Regions from separate parts of the Mus musculus genome. Here region 1 is linked to region 2. Evidence: chromatin loops called from intact Hi-C (ENCODE). Cell type or tissue: gastrocnemius. All regions are shown on one strand. Each heading gives the region's core, and the rest is flanking DNA. Links, peaks and the distances in the headings are about the cores only. Region 1 overlaps Kdm5a (lysine (K)-specific demethylase 5A). Region 2 overlaps Wnk1 (WNK lysine deficient protein kinase 1).

Region 1 (16,074 bases), core at 4,710-12,709, 450 kb after region 2:
CAATTAGCTTTATTTTCTACCTTTTGTTAGAACTGATTGACTTTTTAGAAGAAGTTACCTTTCTAATTTTACATTTTTCTTTTCTTCAATAAACTTATTCCATTCTGCAACACTCTTTGACTTGCTGTTATTCGTACATACCAAGTATGCTCTTGTTTAGGGTTCCCGATTGTTTTTCATTCAGCTTGGGGTTTTCCTGCCATATCTGAGGCAGCTTGTTCACTTCTTTCTTCTTCTGACTTTCCTTCCTATTTTATAAACAATTTCTGTGGTATTATTTTATAGTTATTCAATATATTTCTTCTATCTGTGTGGCTATTTCTATAGTACTTTACATTCGATTTTAAGTTTTTATTTTTTTAAATCTAATCAGAGAACCTTTGCTAGAGACATTTTCCAGTGGATATTAACTTGCTTTTAGGAAAACTTGACCATATTTTTCTATGTCTCAGTATTATTTCGTATCAGGCAGAGCTCAGACCTGTTTCAAAATAAGTGTACGTGTAAAAGATTTTGGGGGACTGAAGAGTTGGCTCCATGGTTAAGAGCACTGACTGTTCTTGCAGAGGTCCCAGGTTCAGTTCCCAGTACTCACATGGCTTCAGTTCAAGAGATCTATGTATGCCCTTGCTCCTCCTTGAGCACCACACTCATGTGACACACAGACATATGTGCAAGCAAAACATCCATACACAGAAAATAGAAAGAGCTATAGTAAAACAAAACAGAATTTGGGATGTATTTAGGGGGTTCAGTAGTCTAAAGCAGATCAAAACCCTATGTTCCCAGTGTGAGCCTCTTTAAGATACAAGGATTTCATTTTCTCAGTGGTCTTCATGTTCTACCATGGGAATTTATTTAATGGTCAAATGTATAGTAGTTATAGATTAGAAGGACTGTTACTATTTCTTGATAATTATCTGGGGGGAATTATTCAACACTAGAATTCTAGGATTTCTAAGGCTTTAATTCATAGGAGAGTAGGAGCCCCATTTGATATCAGATTGACTGTATTTTTCTATGTCTCAATATTATTTCATATCAGGCAGAGCTCAGATAGTGGGAAGACTCGGACCAAACTGACAGTAGAAGAATTGAAGGCCTTTGTCCAACAACTTGTTAGTCTTCCGTGTGTCATCAGCCAAACTCGACAAGTAAAGGTGAAATATTCTTTTTGTTTTATTTACGAGCTTCTGTTCCAAATTAGAATTGTATGTATAGACTAGTGTTAGGGTCTGTGTATTCCTCCCTATATATGCTATCTTAAGAAATCTTAGATAGTATACATATGAGATACAAAATTTAGAGAGTTGAGATTTAGATAGACTACCTTTAGAAAGACTGGGCAGACTCTTGGCTTTTTTTTTTCAAGTTGTTTTGCCTCCGTGTATATCTGTGCACCATGTGTGTACAGTACTCATGGAGGCTAGGAGAGAGAGCATCAGATCCCCTGGAACTGCAGTTACAGGCCATTTTCTTTACCATGTAGGTACTAGGAATCACACTTGGGTCCTCTGGAGCAGCAGCCAGTGCTAGTGCTGTTAACCACTAAATCATCATTTCTCTGATCCCTTGGCCTTTATTCCATTTAAAAATCCTGAACTATGAGTACTTTAGAATTATTCTTCTCTATGCTAATTTTGAGTCAAAGTTCCATCTAACACAAATGTATTTTAAGTGCAGTGTACATAAAAAGAACAGAGAGTATAGTGATAAATCATTAATAATGCATGACACTTAAAAATCAGGGCTCTGACATTTCTAGGACTATTATTATTTAATGATCATAGAAAAATCTTAAAGGTGGCCAGATAGTGGAAGCACCTGCCTTTATAAGATCTTAGTTTGTAATATCTTAGTATCAGTTACATTCTTGTTTTATTGCATCTTGTTAGCTGTCTATTTTAGGAACAGTTTTCTTCTAAGGCTGCTTATGACACAATTTGTATCTTTTCTTCATTTTCTCCCCTTTTAAAAAAGTTTATTAATTTATTATTGTTCTTAGCTTGACTAATAAGTGTTAGACTATATCAACGAATATAGCCCTTTCTTTAGGTGTGCCCTCTTCTGATACCTTCTTATTTGTCTGGTTTCAATGAGTATCACCTATATCATGTTGATTTTCAAATCTCTAGCTCTAAGATTTTTTCCTTTCCTTTTTTTTTCCTTCCACAGACCCTATGTTCTGATGATACTCTTTATTTCTGTAGGCAGACTAAAAAGAATGGTAAAAGACTTCTGATGAATCGATATACTTGTTTCCTTGTTTCCAGTAAACACCTTATTTCTGTTACTTAAAGTTTGCTGTGTGTGTGGGGGGGGGTATGTGTATGGTGTCTGTTTATTTGTCTGTAGAACACTTGCATGCATAGTGCCCAAGGATTCTAATAAAAGAGGACATCTGATTCTCTGAAACTGAAGTTAGAGATGATTGTAAGTTTCCCTATGTATGTTGGGATACAAATCTTCCTCTGGAAGAACAGCTTGTCAGTGCCCTGAGCAGCTGAACCATCTCTCTGGTCCCTGTAATACCTCTTACTAACTGTTTTTCTCTTTCCCTTTTTACTGTTAATGGCCATCTTATAAATCAAATTAGACTCCTTTCCTATGATTAAAATTTTCTTGTGGATCTCCAGAGTTACAGATGGAATCATTTTTTTGTTTTCTTTTGTTTTATTTTCAAAACAGGGTTTTTCTGTATAGTCCCAGGGGTTCAGGAACTTGCTCTGTAGATCAGGCTGGCCTCTAACTCAGAGATCTGTCTGCTACCTGAGTGCTGGGTTTATTTAAAGGTATGTGTCACCACTGCCTGGCTTCAAATGAAATCTTAACTTGCTGTAGTCTGTAAGAGTTATCTCATCTGTCTTCTGCCTACTTAGTTTTGTTGCTTGTACTTCACTCACTTGTAGCAACATACTGAGCTCAGGCAACTCTAAAAATCATGTGTTTAGTGGCTCTGGGGCTGTGTGTAGTTCATTTAGTAGAATGCGTTTCAGAAACCCTGATCTACAATATCAGATTAATGAAAAACAAAAATCAGTATGGCAATAAACATCTATAATTCCAGTGCTGAAGGAGGACTAGAAGTTCAAGGTCATATTTAGCTACATAGTGAGTTTGAGGTCAGCCTAAAATACATGAAAACCTGCCTCAAAACAAAGAGTGGGGCGGTGATTAATGTTTGTCAGACTTGAACATTTTCTACTACACTCCCATCCCACCTCTCCACCTCTTCATTTAATCTTTACTTTTCCTCTTCTTTTCTCTCTCCCTTCCTTCTTCCCTCCCTCCCTCCATCGCCCTCTCCCTTCCATCTTTCCTTCCTTCCTCCCACATGTATGGTATACATGCACTTACATATGTATGTTCATATGTAAACACATTAATACAGGTGTATGTGTATGTGAAGGCCAGTGGTGTCTTTTTCAACCATTCTCTATTTAATGAGGTGGGGTCTCTTTCAACTTTATTTACTGAGCAAGGGTTCTTGCTGAACCTGGAGCTCACCTATTCAGCTAGTCCAGCCAGCCAGCTTGTTCTGGAACTTCTCTTTCTGTGGCTACAAGTCCTAGGATTACAAGCAGGCCACTATTCCTGCCCCATCTCTGTCTGGATCCTCACATTTATACAGCAAGCATTTTATCTACTGAGCCATCTCCCTAATCTTTTGTTTAGTTCTGGTTCACTCTTGTATATGGTTACTACTACTAACTAATAGACCTTTTTTCACCTTGGGCTATTCTGTTAGGTTGTTCTGGTTTATATTTAGTATGTGTAACACTAATTGACACAGTTTTATTTAGATATTTACTACTATCTATTTAAATTAGAATGTATGGGGGTCTATCAAGATGACTCAGTGGGTAGAGGTGCTCGTCACCAGACCGAATGAGTACCATTCCTGATACCTACATAACTTATGGTGAGAACCACCTCCCACAAGTTGTCTTTTGACTTTGGCCTCTCCCCTCATCTTCAAGAAAGAAAAATGGGAAGAACAAAGGAAATGCTATAGAAATGCCTGTGTCTACATTAGTCAGCATTTAATATTTATTGAATATATCAGTTGTACTTTCCTTGTCATAAGAAGACATGTTTTGTTGACTTAGCCATTTTTTTTTCCTGAAACAGGGTTTTTCTGTATAGCCCTGGCTGTCCTGGAACTCACTCCGTAGACCAGGCTGGCCTTGAACTCAGAAATCCACCTGTCTCTGCCTCCCAAGTGCTGGGATTAAAGGCATGCGCCACCACTGCCCGGCTAACCATATATATATTTTTAATATATGAGTACACTATTACTGTCTTTAGATACACCAGAAGAGGGCATCAGATCTCATTACAGATGGTTGTGAGCCACCATGTGGTTGCTGGGAATTGAACTCAGGTCCTCTGGTAGAGTAGTCAGTGCTCTTAACCGCTGAGCCATCTCTCTAGCCCAATTTAACCATATTTTAATTGAAGAGGTGGAAGCTATAGAGGTGGCTCAACAGTAAAGAGTACTGCTTGCTCTCCCTGAGGACCCAGATATGGCTCCCAGCACCTACATGGTTGCTTATGACCATTCTTAACTCCATCTCCAGGGGGTCTGAAAAACTCTTTTGCCCTCTCAGAACACAAGGCACCCACACATACCTGTGGTACACATATACACGTGTAGATAGAACACTCATGTATGTAAATAATAAATCCTTTTAAAGGGGACTATAGAAAGAAATTAGTTAGCAGGTAACATGCTAAGATTTTCAGATGTCTGAATATCTTGTGCTATTCTGGTGAGACTGTAGGAGAATAGAATTGACACTATACCTGAGCTATTTCTAGCACTTCCTCTTTTAGTTTTTTAGTAGTAACACTGGGGATCAAACCCAAGGCCTTGTACATACTAGGCAAATACTACATTGTCAAACAAAATCTGCTGCTTATTTATGTTTCATTTTTTTTTTTTACATTTTCAGAATCTGCTGGATGATGTAGAAGAATTTCATGAACGTGCCCAGGAGGCCATGATGGATGAAACCCCAGATTCTTCCAAACTCCAAATGTTAATAGACATGGGCTCTAGTCTCTATGTGGAGCTACCTGAATTGCCCCGACTAAAGCAAGAGCTCCAGCAGGCTCGATGGCTGGATGAAGTAAGGCTAACTCTATCAGATCCACAACAAGTCACTTTGGATGTCATGAAGAAATTGATTGACTCTGGCGTAGGCTTGGCACCTCACCATGCTGTAGAAAAAGCAATGGCCGAACTACAGGAACTCCTTACAGTCTCTGAACGATGGGAAGAGAAGGCTAAGGTCTGCCTGCAAGCAAGGTAAACATATTTTTCCCTTTAATAACTTAAGTGAAGGGGTAGGTAGAGAGATGGCTCAATGTTTAGAGCACTGCTAGTTCTTCCAGGTACTAAGGTTCAAGTTTCAGCACAAGTGGCACATAACTATTTGTAACTTCAATCCTAGAGGATCTGATACCCTCTTTTAGCCTCTATCACTCCGGGCACACACATGGTACATAGACAAATATACAAGAGAAAGCACCCATCCTGAGTAAAAGAGTAGATGAGGTGGAGGAACATAAAGCCCATTTCATTAACTTTCATTATTTGTCTTGTGCCTTTTGACCAATGACTAGTAATCAAATGTGGCTACATGTAGAGAGTTTCAGATATGTCCAGACTGTTGTGTAGAGGATGTTGTTAAGTAATTCCCTGAAATGATGGGAAATAGTATTGTTTCAAGTCCATGCTATCAATACAATTGCAAAATCAGAGTTACAAAATGCTCATTAAAGGGGAAGACTGCCAGTTCAGCAGCTAAGAACAATGGCTCCATATCAGAGGATCCCTGGTTTGATTCTTAGCACCCATGTGGTGGCTGACAACTGGCTGTAACTTCAGTTCCAGAGGATCCAAACGTGCACATAGGCAGAACGCCCTTGGAAGCATTTGATAGGGAAAACTTTAGGTGACTTCATACAGTTTTGCTTAGTTAAAAGGGGCCTCTGTGTAGCCTGGATATTTTGCTTTGTAAATGCTGTGTAGAATACATACCAATATTTATTTATAACTTCTGATATCCTAAATACTCAAAGAACTATGTATCATCTCTTTGTGTTCATGGAGATTGGAACATTTTAAATGGGGAAAGGGAAATAACTTTGGAATAAGAAACTAGTAATTTTTGAAGCTTCTCAATTTTTGATTAAGTCACTAAACTCTGTAATGATTTTGACTCAATATGATTTTATCTGTCTTTTAACTATGTTGCCACTAGCTTAACTATAATAATCATTATATATTTCCCTTGAGTGTTGTAGTGCGGTGTTTGCAGAGTATCTGCTCCGTATCACACTATTTCTACATTTCTGTGAGGATAGTAGTAAACAAGACCCAGAAGGTCCCAATTTCTATAGTGCTAAGATTTCAGTGAGGAAAAAATGGTAGATAAATGAATTTTAGATACTTAATATCTTGAAGAAAATAAAATAAAAAGTGCTGGTGTCTGGCCAGGTGATGGTGGCACATGCCTTTAATCCCAGCAATCGAGAGGCAGAGGCAAGCAGATCTCTGTGAATTCTAGGACAGCCTGGTCTACAAAAGAAGTTTCAGGATATCCAGGGCTACACAAACTCTATATCAAAAAGTCAAAAAAAAAAAAGAGGAAAAAAAGGTGGTAGTGTAATTTTCTATTTCTGACTGACTGAGCTTTCAAGCCTTCTGAACCATATCTTAGTACATTTGATCTCTTAGCATTGATTACTGTATCTTCCATTTGCCTTTTCTTTGCTGCTTAAATGATGGCTTTTTTATGGAAATAACAGCCTCTTCTTTTTACTCTATATAAAGTTTCCTTGGAAATTTCATGGCTTTATTTACCATCTTTGTATATATTTATATAGCAAAACTTTTTTTAAGATGTGGGGGGGGGGTCTTGCCATGTAGCTCTGACTGTCCTAGAACTTTTTTTTTTTTAAAGATTTATTTATTTTATGTATGTCCATTACAGATGGTTGTAAGCAACCATGTGGGTGCTGGGAATTGAACTCAGGACCTCTGGAAGAGCAGTCGGTGCTCTTAAATGCTGAGCCATCTCTCTAGCCCGACCTGGAACTTTCTATGTAGACTAGGCCTTGAACTCACAGAGATCCATCAGGTGCTGGCATTAAAGGCATACATCACCACAGTATCCTAACTCATAATATTTTAATCAATAACAAGTTTCTTTGGTAAATGCCTTCTGGTTTTTGTTTGTTTGTTTTGTTTTGTTGTTTTAGCTAATGCCATTGAATTTTCCCATGTCTCCTAACATGGAATTCAATTCATGATGATAAGACTGAAGCTTCCCACTGCTTTACATAGTGGATGTGTGGGGCTCAGAATCCTTTATGTGTCACTGCCCACACTCTCCTAGTTCACACTCACTCACACTCCATCATTCCTGCACCTACCGTAAAGTCTTCAGTCTCAAGATGAAACTGACTGCTTAAAAACAAATTTTGTCCATACTTTTTTTTTTTTCACTTTCTTTCATTAGGTAATGTACTTTTTTAGAGCCTTCGTTAAAGCACTTTTAAGTCTCTAGGCAGAATTACTTACTATTGCCTGTGGCTATGAGCCCAAAATAATTTGTTCCAATACCAGTGTGATTCTTGGATTTTGATGAATGAGAATAAGATCATCATAAATGTGTTGCTAGCCATGCCCACCTCTGATCATTGCATGTATTTTAGAGAGGTAGAGTAGAGGTAGTCTAGGACTAAGTAGTAAGTAGTAAAAGGAACCTGGAGTGAAGACTCATTCTGAGTCAGTACATCAGGTTTGTCAATTAGTTTATGAGAAATAAGATAGTTTTCTTGTCTGTAAAATAGAAATAAAGATGGCAGCTGCTTTGTTTGCCTTGTGGGAGTGTGAAAAGAAGTGAGCTCATGAATATGAGTTTCTTACACACTGGAAAATGCTATTTTAATTCTTTTAGTAATTGGACTTTTACATAGTATCTTACTGTTTTATTGTTCATTTAGACCTCGGCACAGTATGGCAAATTTAGAAAATATTGTGAATGAAGCCAAGAACATTCCAGCCTTTCTACCCAATGTGTTGTCCTTAAAAGAAGCCTTACAAAAGGCTCGTGAATGGACAGCTAAAGTGGAAGCTATTCAGGTAAAGAAACGTTCAGATTAGCCTACCTGTCAGGTATTACGTTCTTATAAATAAATTAATAAGCCTTACTTCATTAGAATATGCATAATAAAGTAATAGTTCATCTATTCTTTCCTATGATCTTAAAATTCAGAATATTTAAAGGTAAATATTTAAAGGTAACTAGTTTTGATTAGGAAAGCTGTAGAGTTAGATAATCAACTTTTCAGAGAAAGGGGCAGGTATAAATTTTATGACTACAAATTATTTCACAGTTTTTACTCTTTTTGGGGGGAGGGGTGTTGTTTTTTTGAGACAGGGTCTCACTGTGTAGCTCTGATTGGTCTGAAACTCAGAATAGAGTTGTACTACATTCAGTTACTTTTTTGAGAAATAAAATAGTTTTCTTGTCTGTAAAATAGAAATAAAGATGGCAGCTGCTTTGTTTGCCTTGTGAGAGTGTGAAAAGAATTAAGTGAGCTCATGAATATGAGTTTCTTACACATTGGAAACTGGCCTGGACTTAACTGCATAGAGCTGCCTGGCCTCCAATTCACAGAGATCTGCCTGCTTCTGCTGTCTCAGGACTGGGCTTAAAGTCATGTACCACTACTTCTAACTTACCTTCTTGATGATTTTTAAGAACTGTCTGTCCGTCCTTCCCTTTGGTAAAATACTGGCTTGAAGGCTCTGAGTGAGTAGATTCTTTTACTAGGACAGCTCTTCAGGTCACATGACTTATAGTTTTACCCAGAAGATAATCCGTGGTCAAAGGACCATAGTTGGACACCAGAAGGAGTAAGAATGAGTATATTATTTCTTGGCCCTTTTTGATATCTGAGCGTTTTTATTTGTTTCTTTAAGCTAACTCTTCTTATCCTGCTACCTTAGTGATTTTTGCCATTAGTGTTTCATAATAACACAATATATTATTATTTAAAAGCATTGTTTAATTGTATTTGTGCCTGAATGTATGTTTATGTACCACATTCATACACAAGCCCAGAAAAACTAACAGAGGGTTTTGGATTTCCTGGAACTGGAGTTCCATGCTGTAGTGAGATGTAATGTGGGTGTTGGGAACTGAGCCTGGGTCTTATACATGAGCAGAAAATTCTTAGCCACCAAGCCATTTCTCTTGTCCCCTGTCTCTATATTATTATTGTAAAGAATTGATAGAGTTAGTTGGCTATTTTTTTTAAAACACTGTTTCATATAGCCTAAAACTGCCTTCAAGCTGTGTAGCTAAAGTGGGCCTTGAACTCTGAGTTTACCTCCTATCTTCTGAGTGCTGGGATTATATGCATACACCAGCAAAAATTCATAGATTTGTCTTTATTTTCCAAGACATGTCAGTGTATCTTTCAAAATGAAATTTCAAGCAACCATATCAGTTACTACATGGGAAATAACATTTTCCTAGAATGTAGTAGAATGGTTCTGAAAACAGAAGTGATTTCACAGCATGGAAATACTGAAGCCACATGTCTTTTGGAGGGAAGTAATCATTCATAGCTTTCATTCTGTAACTGCCCAGGAGTGACTATGCGGTCTAAGGAACTGCTTTTAATCTTATATCCATAGAAATTAAATTTGGGGTTGTAATGGTAAAATAGATTTCTACACTGCAAAAAAGATTCTTCTGTTGTCCTCTGTGATTCTTTATGAAGGCTGAAGCAATGGCTTAGAGGTTAAGAGGACTAACTGCTTTTGTGAAGGACTTGGGTTCAGTTCCCAGCACTCACATGGCGACTCACAATATCTGTAACTCCAGTTCCAGGGAATCTAACACCTCTGACCTCTGTAGGCGCTGTACATGCTACACATACATATTGGCAAGTCAGTCTCATAAAATCTTTAAAAAATATTTACTTGTTTTAGTAGCAAATTCATTCTTTTTTTTTTTTTTTTTTTTTAAATGGTTTTTCGAGACAGGGTTTCTCTGTGTAGCTCTGACTGTCCTGGAACTCATTCTGTAGACCAGGCTGGCCTCGAACTCAGAAATCCGCCTGCCTCTGCCTCCCGAGTGCTGGGTCATTCTTCATTTCTAATTTCATTTTTATATTTCTGTTCTTTAGCTTGTCCTTTGAAGTATTTTTATCTTACTGGTTCTCTTATTTATTATTAAAAGAAAAATTTTGGTAATTTGTTCATTAAAAAATGAATTACTTGGGCTGGAGAGATGACTTAGCAGTTAAGAGCACTGGCTGCTCTTCTGAAGGTCTGGAGTTCAAATCCCAGCAACCACATGGTGGCTCACAACCATCCGTAACAAAATCTGACGCCCTCTTCTGGAGTGTCTGAAGACAGCTACAGTGTACTTACATATAATAAATAAATCTTTTTAAAAAAATGAATTTCTTGCTGGGTAATAGTGGCACACATCCTTAGTCCCAGCACTTCGGAGGCAGAAGCAGGTGAATCCCTGAGTTCAAGGCCAGCATGGTCTACAGAGCTAATTCCAGGACCATCAAGGCTATGCAAAGAAACCATGTCTTTAAAAAGAAAACACGGGACTGGAGAGATGCCTCAGTGGTTAAGAGCACTGACTGCTCTTTTAAAGGTTCTGAGTTACCAGCAACCACATGTTTTTAGCTCACAGCCATCTGAAATGGAATCTGATGCCTACTTCTGGTGTGCAGGCATATATACAGGAAGAACATTGCATACATAATAAATTAATAGATAGATAGATCTTTAAAAAACAAAACAAGCTGGGCATGGTGGCGCACGCCTTTAATCCCAGCACTTGGGAGGCAGAGGCAGGCAGATTTCTGAGTTCAAGGCCAGCCTGGTCTACAAAGTGAGTTCCAGGACAGGCAGCAGGGCTATACAGAGAAACCCTGTCTCGAAAAAACAAAACAAAACAAAAAAGTTAATTCCTTTGGCGGCAGAGGCAAGTGGATATATGTGAGTATGAGGCCAACCTCACCTACACTGTCTCAAAAATAAACTACATTAAATTAATTTTTACTAACCTTTTCTGTAAAAAATTTGAAGTTTAAATTTATTAAAAAGACCTAATTACTTTAAGACAGAAATTAACATGAATACTGAGGGTGTCCCTTGGTGGAACTCCTACCTGCCTAGTCTACAAAGGATAGGTTCCATTCCCTTTTTTGAATTTAAAAAAAAAGAAACAAAAGCATTAACTAAGTTCCTCCAAATATTTTGCCAGACTCCATGAAAGAATTAAAATTGTATGGATCTACTTTTTTTTTCCAGAGTGGCAACAACTATGCTTACTTGGAACAGCTTGAGAGCCTATCTGCTAAAGGACGCCCTATCCCTGTGCGTCTTGATGCCTTGCCTCAAGTGGAGTCACAGGTAGCAGCAGCACGGGCCTGGAGAGAACGTACTGGGCGGACCTTCCTTAAAAAGAATTCCAGCCATACATTGTTACAGGTGAGGAATAATTCATGTGTGTGCTTTGGCACTCTCACAGCAGTTGATAAACCACTCCTGGTAGAGGTATTAGTGAAGTGGTCTTTTCAGTTAACTTAGCCTTCATTATAATTTATTTCTGTTAGCTTGTATCAGATGTGAAATTCAAACTTGGAGTCTTAGGCAAACTCTTATTTCATTAATCTATGCTGTATCCATGAAAAGCAACCAGCATATATTTAAACTTCTGTCAACAGACTCTGCTAAAGAATTTTATCCCTCAGAGACAAATTTAATTCTTTTTTATCTTGAACAGTTGAACATCTTTAACAGTAGTCAAAGAGGATAGATACACTTTGGAATTTCAGTTTTTGTCCTTTGACAAGTTGTCCCTTGTCTGAGTCCATTTTTCTTATCAATAAAATCTGGGAATTCGTAACTGCTGTGTACAGTTGTGAAATTTTAATTAGATAACATACCTGTGATGTGGTGGGTGAGGGAGAAGGAGCACCATAAATTATAGGACAGACAGGGCTACAGAGTAGGATCTTGCCTCTTAAACATTAAAGTTAAGTGAATAGGAACCGTGGACATGGAGAGTGTTCCAGTAATGGTTATTTTTACTCTCAAGGGTTTTAATTTTTGAACTAGTTTATTTTTTAATATTTTTAAAATTTTGCAGGTGCTAAGTCCACGAACTGACATTGGTGTATATGGGAGTGGTAAAAACAGGAGGAAAAAGGTAAAAGAAATAATAGAAAAAGAAAAGGAGAAGGACCTCGACCTTGAGCCTTTGAGTGACTTAGAGGAAGGACTGGAGGAGTCAAGAGATACAGCCATGGTGGTAAGGATCCAAGGGACAGACCTTGAGTTTGCTCTCTGAATGCAAAATTTTATGAAGATGTTAGCAGGTTCTTAACTATTTGTTTACCTATCTTGTGTGTATGTGTGTGCAGACGCACCTGCACACACGTCATAGTGTAAGAAGTTTGCTCTTCTTTTTCCAAAGATTTTCCCCCACTTTTTCCTCCTTCCTTCCTCCCTCTCTCCCTCTCTCTCTCTTCCTCATGTATGGTTGGGTGCTATCGCACTGAGTTATATTCCCAACCTCCACATTTATTCCTTATTGTTCTTATAATGCAAAATATTTCATCAAAGCAGTCCATACTTTTCTGTTTTTGTGCTTTGGATTAAGTGTGGATCTCTGGACTGAGCGCTAGTGTGTTCTGCTGCTGAACTATATCCTCCCTTCAGTTTTAAATATTTTACGTGTTACTAATCTGAAATATTTATCATTTTTTTTGTGGTAAGAATATCCAAAGGTTTTTTTATGTTTTTAGTTTTTTGGGAGGTGATCTTGAAGTAATATCTTATATTATTACTATATTGGTAGAAACTACTCTTAAATGAACTTTTTAAAAAAGATTTATTTATTAATTTTATGTATATGAATACGGTGTAGCTGTCTTGAGACACACCAGAAGAGGGCATTACAGATCCCATTACAGATGGTTGTGAGCCACCATGTAATTGTTCAGAATTGAATTCAGGACCTCTGGAAGAGCAGTCAGTGGTCTTAATCACTGAACCATCTCTCCATCCCTTTAAATGTACTTTTTAAAATTAGACACCCCATCCCCCCCCCCCAAAGAACAGCTTTAATTTCTAGAAAACTGAATGAAAGGCACAGGTATTCTCCATGAATTCTTTGCCCATTTCTTTTTTTGAAACTATTTTTTCTAGTCTTGACTTGTGGGAATAAAATTGCTGAGTTATGAGTAATAGCATTTTTATGTGTTTTTTTTTTGTTTGTTTTTTGGGTTTTTTGTTTTGTTTTTTAGATATTTTCTTCATTAACATTTCAAATGCTATCCCCAAAATCCCCTATGCCCTCCCCCCCCCCCCACCTCCCGATCCCCAACCCACCCACTCCCACTTCCTGGCCCTGGCATTTCCCTGTACTGGGGCATATGATCTTCACAAGACCAAGGGCCTCTCCTCCCATTGATGGCCAACTAGGCCATCCTCTGCTGCATATGCAACTAGAGACACAGCTCTGAGTGTTACTGGTTAGTTCATATTGTTGATCCTCCTATAGGGTTGCAGACCCCTTTAGCTCCTTGGATACTTTCTCTAGCTACTTCATTAGGGACCCTGTGTTCTATCTTATAGATGACTGTGAGCATCCACTTCTGTATTTGCCAGGCACTGGCATAGCCTCAAAAGAGATAGCTATATCAGGGTCCTGTTAGCAAAATTTTGCTGGCATATGCAATAGTGTCTGGGTTTGGTGGTTGTATATGGGATGGATCCCCGGGTGGGGCAGTCTCTGAATAGTTCTTTCTTCTGTCTCAACTCCGAACTTTGTCTCTGTAACTCCTTCTATAGGGTATTTTGTTCCCCATTCTAAGAAGGAAAAAGTATCCATTCATTGGTCTTCCTTCTTCTTGAGTTTCATTTGTTTTGCAAGTTGTATCTTGGTAGTCTTAAGTTTCTGGGCTAATATCCGCTTATCAGTGAGTGCATATCATGTGTGTTCTTTTGTGTTTGGGTTACCTCACTCAGAATGATAACCTCCAGATCCATCCACTTGCCTAAGAATTTCATAAATTCATTGTTTTTAATTGCTGAGTACTAATCCATTGTGTAAAAGTACTACATTTTCTGTATCCATTCCTATGTTGAGGGACATCTGGGTTCTTTCCAGCTTCTGGCAATTATAGATAATGCTGCTATGAACATAGTGGAGCATGTGTCCTTATTACAAGTTGGAACATTTTCTGGCCCAGGACAGGTATTGCTGGATCTTCTTGTCGTACTATGTCCAGTTTTCTGAGGAACCACTAGACTGATTTCCAGAGTGGTTGTACCACCTTGCAATCCCACCAACAATGGAGGAGTGTTCCTCTTTCTCCACATCCTCACCAGCATCTGCTGTCACCTGAATTTTTAATCTTAGCCATTCTGACTGGTGTGAGGTGGAATCTCAGGGTTGTTCTGATTTGCATTTCCCTGATGATTAAGGATGTTGAACATTTTTTCAGGTGCTTCTTTCTCAGCCATTCCGTATTCCTCAGGTGAGAATTCTTTGTTTAGCTCTGTACCCCATTTTTTAATAGGGTTATTTGATTTTCTGGAGTCCATCTTTATATATATTGGATATTTGTCCCCTATCTGATTTAGGATTGCTAAAGAAAGATCCTTTCCCAATCTCTTGGTGGCCTTTTGTCTTATTGACAGTGTCTTTTGCCTTACAGAAACTTTGCAATTTTATGAGGTCCCATTTGTCGATTCTCAATCTTACAGCACAAGCCATTGTTGTTCTGTTCAGGAATTTTCCCCCTGTGCCCATATCTTCAAGGCTTTTCCCCACTTTCTCCTCTATAAGTACTATATTGAATAGGTAGGGAGAAAGTGGGCAGCCTTGTCTAGTCCTGGATTTTAGTGGGATTGTGTCTTAGTCAGGGTTTCTATTCCTGCACAAACAATCATGACCAAGAAGCAAATTGGGGAGGAAAGGGTTTATTTGGCTTACACTTCCATACTGCTGTTCATCACCAAGGAAGTCAGGACTGGAACTCAAGCAGGTCAGGAAGCAGGAGCTGATGCATAGATGGAGGGGTGTTCTTTACTGGCTTGCCTCCCCTGGACCCACAAGGGGCCTTTCCTCCTTGATCACTAATTGAGAAAATGCCTTACAGCTGGATCTCATGGAGGCATTTCCTCAACTGAAGCTACTTTCTCTGTGATAACTCCAGCTGGGTCAAGTTGACACCCAAAACCAGCCAGTACAGATTGCTTCAAGTTTCTCTCCATTTAGTTTGATGTTGGCTACTGGTTTGCTGTATATTGCTTTTATTATGTTTAGGTATGGGCCTTGAATTCCTGATCTTTCCAAGACTTTTATCATGAAGGAGTGTTGGATTTTGTCAAATGCTTTCTCAGCATCTTAAAGAGATGATCATGTGGTTTTTGTCTTTGAGTTTGCTTATATAGTGGATTACGTTGATGGATTTCCATATATTAAACCATCCCTACATCCCTAGAATGAATCCTACTTGAGCATAATGGATGATAGTTTTGATGTGTTCTTAGATTAAGTTAGTGAGAATTTTATTGAGTATTTTTGCATTGATATTCATGAGGGAAATTGGTCTGAAGTTCTCTTTTTTTGTTGGGTCTTTATTTGGTTTTGGTATCAGAGTAATTGTGGCTTCATAGAATGAATTGGGTAGAGTACCTTCTGTTTCTATTTTGTGAAATAGTTTGAGGAGAATTGGAATTACATGTTTTTTGAAGAACTCTACACTAAACCCATCTGGTCCTGGGCTTTTTTTTGTTGGGAGACTATTAATGACTACTTCTATTTCTTTAGGGGATATGGGACTGTTTAGATCATTAATCTGATCCTGATTTAACTTTGGTGCTTGATATCTGTCTAGAAATTTGTCCATTTCATCCAGGTTCTCCAGTTTTGTTGAGTATAGCCTTTTGTAGTAGGATCTGATGATGTTTTGGATTTCCTCGTGTTCTGTTATGTCTCCCTTTTCATTTCT
Region 2 (16,074 bases), core at 3,076-11,075:
TGATTCTGACAATTAAAATCACAGGCAAACCAGGTATTTTCTGCTTTATAGTTCATTTTTTACTACAAGTATTTATAACCACAAAAGAAATCCTACTAGGAAAATAAACAACATTCCTTATAAATCCATGATTCAGGTAAATGAGATAGAGAATTTAAATGCACTGGTGTATAATAGGGTAGTTTAAAAGAATTGTGAAAGTTTTCCTATAACCTGTGGATGGAGTGTAGATCCTCCTGAAGAATATGAAGCAGATAAGACCTGCTGAGATGTGGTTCCTTGGGGGAAACAGAAGAATAGTGGGGATTCTTGTAACACTGTCTGAGGCAGGCGAATAAAGGGCAATGAGACGTCAGAGCCAAAAGGTGCAGCTGTCCCCCCTGTAGGGGGAGGTGATTGAAAATCACTGAGATCTGAAGAAGTAATTTGAGAGGAATCACTGGAATATTCTGGGCTTCCTATTGGCCAGATTTGTCCCATAGGTTCTACCACAGAAATGGTCAATTCGGGGGCATGGTTATTACGCTGTTCTTCAGTAACAGGCTGCAGGTGGCAATGTAATCCAACTGACTGAGGAGACAGTTCTTCCTGATTTGAGTCCACTGCAACCTGCCGATTTCGGTAAACACGTTGAGGTAAAATCCCACCTCCTTCTCCTGAAGAACTTGGTGTTTGAGCATGAAATTCAAATACACAGTTGCTTCTGTTCTCATTGCTATTAGTTAACACAGCTGGTGCAGAATGAGGTACAAAGACAGGGTGAAATTTCAGATGTGTAGCATCTGTACTGTTAGGCGCAGAAATACTAGAGAGGGGTGATGCTGGACTTGGTCCAGAATCTAATCTTAAATTCTGAAGGTGTCCTACCAGGAAAGCCTGTCCAGAAGGAAATTCAAAGACAGAACTTGAGGCAGGGCCCCCCGGCACTGGCTTCTGTTCAGATATCTGTTTCATAGGACTTGACAGTACTGGTGAGTTGTATGAAATGCCCTCATACTGTCCTGCCACCTGGGCCTGGTAATGCACCCCAGCTAGATATACTGTTTCCTGAGGAATAAAATAGTGAGCTTCTTCTGCCAGTACTAGTCCAGGTCTATAGTCACTGTAAATCTGGGTTGGCTCAAACACAGGTTGGACCTGCATCTCACATAGCTCTCTATTTACTCTATTGGCTGTAGCACCCAACATAACTATGGCCTCTGGTGTCCAGTTAGTTGGGCTGCTACCAGGTGGAAGATGATTTTGGCCAACAGTCCTCAGCAGGGGTTGGAAGTGGCGAGTTTGGGCTTCCAGGAAGGAGGTGCTCTTACGTCGTTGGGAAATGGCTACTTTCGGTGGACAGGTGGGAGGTGGTGAAAAAGAAACTGGACGTTCATGAATAGTTGGGAAAAATATCTGTGATTCTGGGTATGTTGGGGTCCCCCCACACGGATGCGCCATGGACTGAGGCTGTATCAACATGAATAAGACAAGTAATTCATACATTCAATATGTAAAATTACATCAGACATGCACAGCTGGATAGTTCTGTGTAACCCCATGAAGTGGCCACACGAAAATTTTAATAAATAACAATGCTTTTGGAATTTATAGCAAAAATCCATTAAATACATCCAGGGCCAATAAAGTTAATCTGTGGCACTTCCTTGAATGAAAAAAAAAAAAAAAAACCACCCCAGTTGCTTTCCCACAAACTTGCTCTGTCAAAGCAAAGGCATGAATTAAAATTTCCCAAGTAATTATTCTATTTTACCTATAATAAATGTGTTTATTCTTAAAATATTTGTCAATGGAAATAGGTAAAGTTAGAATATTAAAGGATAATAAATAACCTTATAATTTTTATAATTTAAAATATACTTCAATTTAAGCTACTGTTCATAATGCTATGACATCAGTCTGTTAGAGGCTTCAGTTATTTTTCATCAACTAACAGTAGATGATCAGAAGAAATTTATAATAGTATAAATCAGAAGAGGTTTTTGCTATATGGTATAAGATAAGCCAAGTACAGTAGTACATACTTATAGTAATGTTAGCACTCGAGAGGCTGAGGCAGGGGGATTTTAGAGTACAAGGCCCAAGCAATTATATAGTGAGACTACCTTAAAAAACAAAGAAGAAGATATATGACTTGTTGTTCCCTTCTGTGTTTAAAACTACAATTAATAGTTTCACTATAAAACAAGTTACAGACGCTAAGTCATTCTTCTGATCATTGTTGAACACCATGAGTTTTCTAACTCTGACAAACCAAGCAAATAGGAGGTAAACCTGATTTTATGGCACATTTTGTTTACTGAATTTAAGACTGAGCTTAGAATCCTAGCTTGCCAAATGCAATATAAATAAATTTCTACCATGTACTGGACTCCTAAAGTCTTTGGTGAGCATATGTAAGGGTCCAGGTTCAATCCTTAATAACACAAAAACAGGTGTTGAGGTCAGAGGATAACCTCAAGTGTTGGACATCACTGTCCAACTTGTTAGAGACAGGTGTTTGTTGCTTATGTATACAACAGACTACAGGGCACATGAGATTCTGGAGAGTCTATTACCATCTCCCATCTGGAGATTATGGGTAGTCACTAGTGCACCAGGCTTTACATGGGATCTGAGAATCTACATTTAGGTCTCCATGCTTATGCAGCAAGTATTTAAGTTATGGAGCCATTTCTTCAACCTGCTAAAGTATCCTCCACCAAATCAGAATGCTTATATTTTATTATTCAACTTGTGTCCTGAAGCCATAAAACACAGTACAGTTAACCATTTTCCTAAGTAAAAATCTGGTGTCATTAGTTCAGAATATTCTCTTGTTTGGAAAAGCAGCAAACAAGGCCTTATAGCAATTAATGTAATTTGAGAGGTTTTATCTTTCATAGACACTAATGGACACAAGGAAAATTATATGTTATATATGTGTCTAATGTCTATGCCCCATTTTATGTAATCTAAGAGGTGAACAAAAAAGTGCTTCCCAGAGAGGAAATAGCCTTTTGGTTTCCTGACATTTCATTTTACACAAATGACTAAATTAAAATCAACTTTTACTCCTCACTTGACTAGTTTAAAAAACAAAGGACTCAGTTATATTCCTTAAGAATAAATTGAGGAGAAAACACAGTTGGTCAATGTTTGGTAGACTCTACTTTTGATTAGGCTAATGAGTTTAGTAAAGTACTATACATACTTTTTGCTAAGATATGAAAATGAAAACTCTTATCAATAGAAGATAAGAAAGTATAATAAAAACTCTACTAATATGTGCTAATGACATTATAAGCATTCTCTTTCATTGCCTCTTTGCTTTTTATTCCCATTTAACATCTTATTACAAAATGTTTCCTACAGGAATAGTTATCTTAAAAGCACAACATTTGCTAATAGTTTAGCTTTGCGCTTTAAGCATATTCTCCATGCCCGGATGTATTCATTGGTTAATGGTTTTTCACTTTTCAGGAAGTTTACAGTTACATACAGTAGTGACAAAGAGGGAAGGCAGGCTGGAGCGTCGGTGCTTGCGCTGGGAGGCAGAGTGCATAGGCAGGACACTCTCCAATGCTTTAGAGAGTTTTTCGGCAAAAGTTTCCTCAGGGGCAGTCCGAAGGAGGGAAGGACAAAGAGGTGCAGACAGCACTGGTGGTGGGGTGGAAGGAGCACTGGGAGAGATGCGGGATAGAGAGGGAACAGCAGAAAGATGGGGAACACAAACCGACATGCTACGGCCACGACGAGGCTAAACAGAAAACAAACACACATGAAAAACACAGTACTTTGAAAACAAAATAACCAAATGTACAGTGATAATAGGGTATAGTTAACATAAAGAAATGTTCTACCTTCCCCAATTCTACCAAAAAAAAAAAAAAAAAAAAAAAAAAAGGAAAAAAGTGTAAGACATAATTCTACAAAGCACACCTGGTATATTGTAACTATTCTCCCTGTTCTGCTGGGTTTGTGCAGGTTTTCTTATAAACAATCAAAAAGATCTTGAATATTTTGACATAATACTAACTGCTAAGTTATTAATATTAAGTCCACTAATTTAAAAAGAATTACTAACAATACCACACAAAAACAGTTAACTAAAAACTTACTAAAATTAAGTAAGAATAAATTCTATTAGAGTACGAGATTTGGGAGATTAAGGTTACATTATTTGCAAGAGCTCAGGCCATGTGAGGGAAATAAATGCATCTATTTTAGAAGGCAGCATAAAAAGTTGTTTGCTTACACTACTTTATTATACTTGCCATGTTCTGTACAAAGGTTAAAAAGTCAGTGATCAGAAGAAAAAAAATTCACAAATGGGTATCAGAAATATTTTATACCGTTATAAAGGAGCCAGTTGGGGGAAATGCCTTCTATTTAAATCTCTAAGAATCATTACCACCCTCAAAATAAAAAATTCAGTTTAGACCTACAAAATTTGAAGTAGCTTAAGACAAAGAGTTTAACACAGTTACGGGTTGTCTGGAGCAAGTTTATGGCCTATTTCTTTTTCAAAACTGACTGCAAAAAATACTTTCAGCCAAACTTGGAGCCTGTAAGTATGTATCATAATTTAGTTCATTTTGGTTCCAATTTTTTACCTGCCTTTCTTATTTTTAAACTTTCTCTTACAGTTTATCCATTATTGTAAGACATAGTTAGTTCTTGAAATGAGACAATAGAATTATAAAATATTTTATTATAAAGACTTGTAATTCTTTATAACTACTCTATTAGAATACTGTCATCAAAAATCTAGAAAGTATGATTTTAGAGCAGCAAATAAATACAACTATGTTAATGGCTTAAGCATTTAATATCTACATAAATGATCAATCCTGTTTGTCTTTTAGAAACATACATAACCCTGTGGTGGGGGAAGTCCCAAGAGGTTGAAAATAACTGTTAAGCAAAGGGAGATTGTCAATATTCAGAAATAAATTACCCAAGATTATTTACCACATTAAGCCTAAAGAACAGACTGTTAAAAGAGGTTAATATATATATTAGTAGTAGTTTTCTTTGTATTAATGTGTCCATTAATCTTGGGGCCTATGTCCAAAGCAGGACTGATCAATCAATGGACTCCAAAATAAACATCTTTTATAAGCAAAAAGCATCTTCCTGGAAAAAAAAGATTCATTTAATAAAGATAGGAATTCTTCAAAGTTCAGATTAAAGCCTTCTGAGGAGGGAGGAAAATTGGTTTGCGTAAAGATTGTTCTAAACAAGTGATAGAGTAAACAATTATCATCTAGTTCCTTCTGAAGTATACGATCTAGCTTTTTTCCTCCAAAGACCTCACAAAGAGAGTCAGCAAAAGAAATGAGAATATTTTATGATTCATTTACTTTAACATTCACTATTGAAAATGGACAATGTGCATACACATCATGTACACAAACATAAACTATTCCAAGAAATTACTTCTATAAGCTGACTCTGAAAATAAACTGGTAATGAAATAAATACCAAATAAAGGGAAAAAGCAAATGAACATATACTGGGAAAGGAACACGCATAGCAACTGATGATCAACTAAATACAAGCAATAAATTAGTCAGAGGTCATACAATAAAGGATTCCTTTACTCTATAATATTCACATGCAACATTCTATAATAGTTTGAAGGTCTTACCTGGTTTTTATACAAAAGAAAAATCTTAAAATGTCTTTAGTAAGTAAGCTTTTAAAAATATTAAAAAAACAAAAAACCAAACCAATGTTCCACCCACAAATCATTTGGTATATCTAGTTTAAGCCACCGTGAAAAGTTTTAATTCCTAGGAGTCTTAATATTCACAAAGCTGCTTTCTGTAGGAAGTTCAGCTGATTTTCACTTTTAATTGTGTATTTTACCCAGTTTGATCTACTCCAGTTATGCTCTTATAAACTGACTTGTTTAGAAATACCATTAGCCTCAGTCTCTGCACTGAACTGGTTTCAAATTACCCCTACAGATATCAAAATCTGCAGCTGGCTAAGTACTTTATATAGATTATAGTATTTGCATATCGTCTCTAGATTATATACTTATAGTACCCAATGTAATTCAGAAGCCATGTCATATTGGTAGGGAATAACAAGAAAAGTCTGTACATGTTTGGTACTAATAAATTTTTAAGCGTTTCACTATTTAAACACCCCCCCAAGTAAAAACAATAGATATCGAGACTGACTAGACTGTTTATATTCTCTTAGACTCACAGTGCTACTTAAATGACATAAATAATTTCAATTTAGCAGATTACCTATTGGCTATTATTTTAGTATTAAATTTTCTTATTCATTTACTCACCATACTTGAGGGTGGATACACCCCATGGGGCTGAGATTGTGCTTGGATACTAGAAACTGTATGTCCTGGTGCTGTGCCAGTAGAATGTGCCTGCTCATGTTGGGAACCATAGGAAACAGTCTGTTGGCTGCTCACTCTGGATTCTGTGAATACGGATGATCCTTGACCACTATCAATGGTTCCATCAGCTGAAGGAAAAATGAATCATAAGAGGGAGGGAAATGGAAGAGGAAGAAATTGTTCACATTTAGAGTCATTACATTAATATTATTGGTTATTTCTTTATTCAAATCTGAAATAAATTAAAAAAAAAGAATAGCTTAAATGAGTACTTAAAAAATATTTCTCTGATTATCACTGAATGTTATCATCTGCAGAGCAAGCAAAACTTAAGTCTTTAATTGAATCCAACTTCTAGGTCTTACCCTGTGGAGACCTATGTGTACTTGATTTTCAATTAATGAGCACTGGTCTTATCAATTTTTGGTCTGCTATGCAGTTTTGCTAAAAGAGCTGAAACAGATTAACAGCTACAATTATAAATCCCAAACTTTGTTCATTCTTGATTATTCTCAATTTTAAGGAACTAGATAGAACAGACAACTAAAAGCTCAAAATGTCAAGATACTGGAAGTTTTTCAAACTTTCTTCTATTCTAACCACATTTCCTCAGTGTTTTACCCTTCTATTAATCATGGGTACAAGAATGGAAACATATAAAGAAAATAATAGCACATTTGTTTACTTCCCCAGATACTTACACAACACAGATATACTAGGTTGCTGATATTGCAGCTGTTGATGTTGATCTGCCTCAGGTTCTTCAGGTTCTACCTGTGTAGAAACTGAAGCAGAGGTGGCAGGAGCAGTGGGTATGCCAGTGCTAGCAGCAGAGAGCTGCTGGATTCCTGCCTGGGAAACGCTTGCTTGTTGTTCATTCTGCTGTTTGAAACTGCTCTCTTCTTGTTTTCTTTTTTCTTGCTCTTCTCGAACCAACTGCCGCTGCTCTCGTTTTCTCTTAATTAAGGACACCCTATCTTTGATAGCTTTAGCCATGGTCTTGTGATCACCTTCACAGACATAACCAGACTCAACCTACAGAGTAAAAGAGTATATTAGGAAGAAAAAGGTACCCCAAGGAAAATTACTTCAAATAGTAAAATTACTAGTCTGCATTAAGTTTCCCCACAATTGTGGTAATCAGAGTGGGCCCCACTCCATGGGAAGACCAGCAGTCTCAACTGTCCTAGACCCCTGAGATCTCTAAAACACTGAGCGTCCAACCAGGCAGCATACACCAGCTGATATGAGGTTCACTGACATATATACAGCAGAGGACTGTCTGGTCTAGCCTCAGTTAAAGAAGATGCACCTAACCTTGAAACTTGAAGCCTTAGGGAGTGGGGTGGTCTCGAAAGGTGGGGGTTGGGGTTAAGGACATCCTCTTAGAGACAGAGAGAGGAGGTATGAGATGGGGGAGGAGGGAAGGTTGAAACAGGGTAAAGGACTAAAGGATAAAAACCAAGCAAACCAAGCAACCAACCATTAAATTAAGTATATTTTTCACATTTGGCCTTTTTTTTTTAAACATTGAATAATTTTTTTAAATCCTAGTAAGGGTACTCTATGTCTATCTGTGTAATAATTGACCTTTATTGTCTTTTTATAGGCACTGTGGCATATCTAGATTTGATTAAGGATTTCCTTTAGAACTGTGATCTTTTACACATACTTAAAGTAAGGATACATGGTTAGTAACTTGATCTTCAAAACACCCTTCAAAGCAAGAAAGTTTTCATAATACTTATTTTTATTATTTAAATCATGTGTGTGCAGATGAAGGCCCAGTATTTGATCCCCTGATGCTGGAATTTTAGGCAGACGTGAGCTGCTTGATGTGGGTAGTGAAAACTAAACTAAGGATCTTTAAAAGAGCAGTATACACCTGTAACTGCTATCTCTCTAGCCACGGAAGTAAAAATACTTTATAATCCTATATCTCTCTACAGTATTTATCAGGATGGATCAAAGGCTAACCAGTATTTAGAAACAATTCCAAAGGAGGAACTATTAGCATTTATAGGACTCCAGAATGCATCCCAGTCTCATATCTAATTTATCCACTTGTACCTCCATGTTATTTCCCTCAAATAAAAAAATCAAACCAGATTATCAAAACAATATCAAAATGCACAAAGAAAGAACTTAAGGAGAAATTATAGGAACCCCCTCCCCCACATCCAAAGACAAAACACTTGGGAACAACACAACTTCATATTAATGACATACATATCATACATCACTAATTAAAATAGTTGTTTTGTTTTTGCCTATCAGTTTCAGTAAACATAAATCTACAACATCATCTAAGGGCCAATTTACCATTTCTTGAGCAACATCTTCTGGTACATCCCTCTCCAAGTCAAAGGAAAACTCAATAGCTTCATTGTCTTTGTATTTTCCCTTTAATTTCTTAATATCTTCAATACGCAGCCATAATTTAATAGCTATCTTTTCTCCATCATCTTCTTCTGCTAATTCTACCCGTACCCCTGTTTCCTCCTGGAAAAAGGCATGGTTCAAAAGGTCTTTGATGGAATATCTTTCAAAGAAAGAAAAAGAAAATTAAAAAAAGTCATTAGTTTGAAAAAACATTTTTCTTTCTTTTTCTGAGGTAGTATCTCACTATGTTGCACAGGCTGGCCTCAGACTACAGAATATTAGAGGCATAAGAATGACTTTCAAATGTGTGTTTACTATTATTTAGTTAAGGGGAAAATCTACAATAGAAATTTTCAACATTAATCCATATGAATAGTAATGTTATAGAAGTGTGTGTGTGTGTGTGTGTGTGTTTGTTTCTGTGAGTGAGTGCTGGCAATGGAATATATTACCTTATAAGTGCTAGACAGCTACATCTCCAGCATATAGTCATATTACAATCTGTTTTTTTAATAACTGTCCTTAGGGACAAATTTTAGATCAAATGATCTAATCTTATTAGTAGGATATAATTATGGGAAGTAATACAAAATACCAAAGAAGCATAGCAAAACAAGCAAAACAAAAGCTCAGAAGACAAAATTATGTATGGCCTTGTCTGACTCTTGAACAATAACTATGCAATGGAATACCATTTATTGACTAATGTAAAATGAAGATTGAGAAAAGGTTAATAGTCTTTCTCAAAGTTCTACAATAATCAATTATATTATCAAAACTAGACCATAAATTTATTGATTTCTAGTTTGGTACTTTCTACAACAGCCACCTTTATCACTACAATAAAGTCCTTCAATTCCTTATCAACACTTGTGGATTTAGCAAGTCAGAGGCTGGTTGCATAACAATCATTCTTTTTTAAACAAAATACCAGCAATCAAATAAAACGTTCCATCCATAAAAGAAACAGAATAACATTGTAAGACTCAAAACAAATATCCCTTTGTTTACAGTGAAAAAGTCTTAAAAGAGCAAAACAGAAACTCAAACTAAATATCCAGAGAAAAGTCTTAAAGATCATGATGTTAAGCTCTTCTAAATAACAAAGTTTTGAAACGAACATGAGCCTACAAGGGTGAAGATACAGAATTCTTGAATTTGTCTGATATACCCAATGGTGCCCAAATTTTAGGAGATAGGTTATGCTCAATTTACAATTTATATTTGTATTAATTAGGATAGGATGGTGTAGTTTTTCTTTTAAAGCTGGTATGGGGGTGTGGTAAAGGCAGATTATTTTCAAATAAAGATCATGGCTCTTTGCCAAGCCTACAGTTGACCCATTAGCTACACCACCTAACAGATACTTGACACTTTTCTCAGAAAAGTTCTGTTTGTACAAATGACTAAACCAGATCTCCTCTTAAGCCTTAAGTAAAATCTCTTTTTACTCATAGGAATTTTGATGTTTTGCTTTTTTAAATCTTGGAATAATGACAGAAAAAAAATCCAGGCCTGTGTAGCTGAGCTGATTTTCAATAGCCAAGATTTTACTTTACCTTTCAAACTTTAATGACAAAAAGATTAAGGAATAGGTTTGCTTCATTGGAAAATAAACACTATTGTAGAGCTTTCTAAATTATCCTATAAGAACTCTCTTGTAAGGTGGTTCTAGCTTACTTAAAAATCACTAAACCACTTTTTTACAGTTACAGTGGTCAAATCTAAGTAGCTTCAATAGAAATAATCTGATTTTTAAAAGTGTCCTTGCTATGAATGAAAAAATGAAACACAAGTATTAAATTTACCTCTCATTGTTCAAATAACACCATGTCAAAGAAGCAACTTACCTTTCATCTTTGTTTTGTCGGATACATCCTTCAATAATTTCTTTTACTTCAGGAATTGCTACTTTGTCAAAACTGGCTGGCTTCACTCCCTAAAATCCAGGGGGGGAAAAAAAAGCCATAGAAATAATGAAGTAATGAGAGGAGAATGCTGGACTTTTAAATAGGCTGCCTTTTTAATATCCTGGCCCTTTTTCCAATGTACCTGTAAGACCTGATCAGTGTAGGGACCAGAGGTATTAAGTGGCAATCTCAAGAAACAACAAATAGTATGGCAGGTCTTTTAGCAGAAAAAAATTAGGCTGCCGATAACATCTTACAGTTAAATGGTATCCAGGTGCTCTGAATGGTTAGAAAATCTTTTGTGCAACCTTGAAAACATATTGATTACTTCAGCCTTTATTCTGGACACTGAACCCAGGAATAGGTATGAATTCACACAGTTTGGTAGACATCCTATTATATAATACTCTTTAAAATACTTAATATTAAGAATTATGGGCTACTATTATGCCAGAATAACTAAGAAGCAACTTTACATAAATAAAACAGAAAAATGAGAATCAGGAACAGTGATATGTCTATAAGCCCAACACTTTTGAAATGGAGGCGGGAGGGTCAGGCTTGCAAGGTTATCCTTGGAGCCATGTCAGAATGGAGTACATCAGAATCAAACCTCTCAGTTATTAATAGGCATCCTACTGGGATGTTTTCTATGACACCCCACCACTACCAACCCAGCTAGAAGACTTGTTGAAATCCCTGGAAATGTTGCATTCTTATCTTTATCTTTTTTATCGGCAGCCTAATTTTTTTAATTCTTATCTTTAAACACTCCCCTGCCTCTAGCCTAGAAATTTAAGAGTCTGGCTACAGAATTTTACTATAAACAACCCCTCCACCTAAAGTGTCAGAAAAGAGACACTTCTCAGAGTCTCTACCATGCTATTGGCTCCTTTGTCAGTTGGTTCTTGGAATTAATAATGTTTCTAATGAAACAAAATGAAATAGATGCACCAGCTTAATTAGTCAGCAAGGCCATCTTTCCCCCTACTTGACCCTAGTACTTCTGACCACTGTCTGCCCAGTAGTTTTCTTCTTTTTGCTTCAGTCTAGCATCTACCTACAAGTCCCCTACCTGGCAATTTGACAAATTCACTTTTTTCTTGTTCTTTTTTTTTAAAGCATTGTTACAAGTGTCTGACCTGCTGATTATAATAAATGCAGATTTAACAAAAACAAACTCTTCTTTCTAATAAACTCACTAGTGCCTAGTAATCTGTTAGTATCCTTTGAACAACCTGCCCCATCCAAAACCAGAGTTCAAGGGCACCTTGGGCTACCTGTGACCCTGTCTCAAAACAAAAACAAACCAAAAAAACCCCCAGTCATAAAATGAACATTAATATCAGACTCACATTTAAGAAGAAATCTCATCAGCACTACTCTATCTGAAACTAACATCACAGTGTATCTTAGTTAGGGTTTTTATTGCTGAAATGAAACACCATGAGGAAAGGAATCTGGAAATGAAAAAGCTTATTCGGCTAACATTTCCATAGTATTAGGGAAGGAACTCATGACGGGAACACAAACGGTGAGGAACCTGGAGGCAGGGGCTAATGCGCAGTGTTTACTGGCTTGGTCCTCATGGCTTGGCTCGGGGATGGCACCACACAAAATGGACTGACAAACACCCCCCCCACACACACACACACACATACACACACACAATCACTAAATCAAATCCTACAACCTTACCTACAAAACCATCGCATGGAGGCATTTTCTCAATTGAGGTTCCTTCCTTTCAGATGACTTTGTGTTGTGTCATGTTGACATAAAACCATCCAGTACAGTAACAGTTTAAAATTTTAATTTGATAAAAAATTCTTTGGCTGGATATGATATCACATGCCTTTAATTCTAACACTATGGAGGCAGAGGCAGGCTGATCTCTATGAGTTCAAGGCCAGCCTGGTCTACATAGTGAGTTCCAGTATATTCAGGGATGTGTACAGAAACCCTGTCTCCAAAAACAAACAAATACTTCAAAAATAAAACTTTCAGCAAAGTGTCAAAACAGCACTATTGGAGAGATAGGTTAGAAGAAGGCCTTCGCATTTATTGCCATTTCAGTAATGATATGGATTAAGAACCAAGTGCCGGGCATGGTAGCACACTCCTTTAAGTTTGAGGACAGCCTGATTAATTAACATAGTGAGTTCTGGGCCACCTAAGGGCTACATAGTACAACCTGTCTCAAAGCAAACCCCCAAACCTAATCCACTCCCAAAAGGAATCCAGGGAGATATAGCAACATGTATAAGTGGTGATATAAATCTGTAAACACATAGATGGGAGGGAGTTTGATACATAAATTCTAACCATCTCTACAGTCTCTGTAACAGAAATAAAACTAGTGATAACTGAATCACAGAGAGATACATAATCTTTCACAAGACTAAATAAAACACAGTAGTTTGAATTCTTCAAGTGTAGACTGAAAATATTAATATTTGTCTTGATCCTGTTCAAGAAACCTCCTTGGAAACTTTTTACAATAAGGTACATTAAGTCCTAGAGGAAATGTATTATAAGATTCAGTACAGTTTCAGACACCCACTGGTTATACATCAAATGATTTAGTGTCAAAGTCGTTAAACATGGAAGTGAGACACAAATTTGATTAATTCTCATTAATTACCTGTTGCATTCTTTCAAGCAGTGACTTACAGAATTGTGCTCCTAAGAGTAACTTTTTACAGCAACTGACTGCGAAATAGAGTAAATCCTCAAGTCATATGAAGGTAATTTGAAAGTTTAAATCTGAGAAAGACTACTAACATCACTTTTTTGTGTTTTCCTCCCTAAATATCTTTGTCCACATAACTGTTTGAGAATTTCATGTATGCATATGTGCCTTCACCTAGCCTATCCATTCTCCCACAAATCCATGCACACACAAACCCCTTTGAGTCCACTTAGCATTGCCAGTATACACTTGAGTGTACAGTCATTGTCTGGATCCTATATAATAACCTCTTAGAGACTGTCCCTATTCATACTAGGATTTTGTCTGGTTTATTTAGCCAGGTCTTGTACATGCTGTCACAACTGTTATAAGTACATATGTGCAGTTGCTCTGCTCTATCCAAAACACCCCAATAAGTTGTGAAATGTATTAATATATGGGTATAGTGATACACCATTATGAGTCATTTTAATATTATACCCATTAGCTGAATAATATTAGTAGGTATTTCTCTAGGGCCTATGTCCTTCTTGGACAAACTGCAGTTACAAGCATGTGTTCTCTCTTAGGAAGTGGGCCTTAGATCCAATCAGTAAGTGTTTGAATGCTGGACATAATGACACAGCCTTTATTCCCAGAACTTGGGAGGCAGAGGCAGGTGGATCTCAGAATTAAGAGGCCACACATTTAAGTTACAGGACAATCAAAGCTCCACAATGTAGGTAACCCTACCTAGGAAAATAAAGCAAAACAAAAGCCAAAAGGGATTGGGGGGGATATGGTTACCTCCATAACATCCTGCCACTGTTGCACCAGTAGCCATATCTTGGCAGGCCAGTCTTTATCTTAGCTAACTTCACAGCTGAGGGAAGCCTGGTGATGACTCTTTTCCACTAGTGGCTGCACCTTCCATAACTAAAAAAAAAAACCGAGCTAGTAGGGATGAAGCTTCTAGATTGTTATGAGGCTTTGCTTTCTCCATGTTCTAGGTACTAGTATGTAGTACCTTCAGTAATATGATCTTACTATTTCCAGATGACAATAGCCTATGAGATCCACTAACAACCAACTCCAAGATAGGAAATGCATGCCTACCACTGGGGCTTTTTTTTTTTTTAAAATACCTTATAGTGTCAAGGAGAACAACTGTTTTTCCCCCTTACCTCACCTCAGCTACAGGGTAACTCCTTTTAATTTCTTTGTATGTTTGTGTAGATTTAGAAAGTTTCTACATTAGTAGGTTTCCATGCAGCATTTCTGAAAGTCTTTAGTTTAAATTGTCCCTACCCATACTCCATCCTTGTGAGTGCTAGTATTAAAAAAGCCACCCTGGTGGCACACACCTCTTTTAGTCTAAGATATCAGGTATTGGACAGAATTGCAGTAATTCCATACTTGGCTAACTTAAAGAGCTTATAAAAACAAACAAACAAAAAAATACTTTTCCATGTTAAGATATGGGTCTTGATTTCCCTGATGACTAAGGATGTTGAACATTTTTTAAGTGCTTCTTGTCCATTTGTGATTCCTCTATTGAGAAATCTGTTTAGCTCTGTACCCATTTTTAATTGAGTTACTTTAGGTTACTGGAGTCTAATTTCTTGAGTTCTTTATATATTTTGGATATTAGCCCTCTCTGTCAGATGTAGGGTTAGTAAAAAATTTTTCCCAATCCATAGGCTGCCATTTTGTCGTATTGACAGTGTCCTTTGCCTTACAGAACCTTTTCAGTTTCATGAGGTCCCATTTATCAATTGTTGATCTTATAGCCTGAACCACAGGTGTTCTGTTAAGGAAATTGTCTCTTTTACCAAGGCTACTTCCCACTTCCTCTTCTATGAGATTTAGTGTATCCAGTTTCATGTTTTGAGGTCCTTAATCCACTTGGACTTGAGTTTTGTGCAGGGTGATAAACATGAATCTATTTGCACTCTTCTACATGCAGACATCAAGTTAGACCAGCGCCATTTCTTTTTTCCATTGTATGGTTTTGTCAAAAATCAAGTGTCTGTAGGTGTGTCTGTTTATTTCTCAGTCTTTGATTTGATTCCATTGATCAATCTGTCTGTTTCTGTACCAACACTATGCAGTTTTTAATCACTATTGTTTTATAGTATAGATCCTGAGATTCCACCTTACACCAGTCAAAATGGCTAACATCAAATACTCAAATGACAGCACATGCTGGCGAGGAAAGGGGGAAAGGGGAACACTCCTCCATTGCTGGTGGGACTGCAAACTTGTATACTCTGGAAATCAATCTAGCAGTTTCTCAGAAAATTGGAAATAGATCTACCTGAAGACCCAGCTATACTGCTCCTGAGTATATATATACCCAAAAAGATGCTCTACCATGCCACAAGGACATATGCTCCACTATGTTCACAGCAGCTTTATTTGTAAAGTCAGAAACTGGAAATAACCCAGATGTCCCTCAACTGAAGAACAGATACAGAAAATGTAGTTCATTTACACAATGGAATACTATTCAGCCATTTAAAACAAGGACATCGTGAATTTTGCAGGAAAATGGACAGAACTAAAAAAACATCATCCTGACTGAGATAACCCAGAACCAAAAAGACATGCATTCTCACCAATCAGTGGATATTAGCCATAAAGCACAGAATACCCATGATACATCCCACAGACCCAAAGAAGTTAAGGAAGGAAGGTCCAAGCTTGAATCACACTTAGGAGGGGGAACAAAATAGTCATAGGGGGCGAAGAAATGGGTA

The links. Peaks named below come from ENCODE experiments on the same cell type or tissue, not always from the same donor. Only the 100,000 strongest peaks of a DNase experiment are listed, where the experiment ranks them.
Region 1: a loop joins it to region 2, with 2.4 times the contacts of the local background. A loop is called at or near these places in 4 of 42 quality-filtered maps.

The regions. Positions count from the first base shown.
Region 1 is chr6:120,407,200-120,423,273 of GRCm38, forward strand. Kdm5a (lysine (K)-specific demethylase 5A) reads left to right here. Exons shown (of 28, transcript NM_145997.2): 18 at 1,046-1,160; 19 at 4,956-5,311; 20 at 8,017-8,155; 21 at 11,360-11,539; 22 at 12,201-12,362. Among named protein-coding and RNA genes, the nearest start is that of Gm24592, 34 kb to the left of the region's middle. In gastrocnemius, for the core only: no CTCF peak of the experiment used is centred there; no DNase peak of the experiment used is centred there.
Region 2 is chr6:119,962,184-119,978,257 of GRCm38, forward strand. It overlaps Wnk1 (WNK lysine deficient protein kinase 1), which reads right to left. Exons shown (of 28, transcript NM_001199084.1): 5 at 10,585-10,673; 6 at 8,675-8,894; 7 at 7,054-7,387; 8 at 6,293-6,480; 9 at 214-1,449. Among named protein-coding and RNA genes, the nearest start is that of Mir706, 64 kb to the right of the region's middle. In gastrocnemius, for the core only: no CTCF peak of the experiment used is centred there; a DNase peak (open chromatin) is centred at 6,374.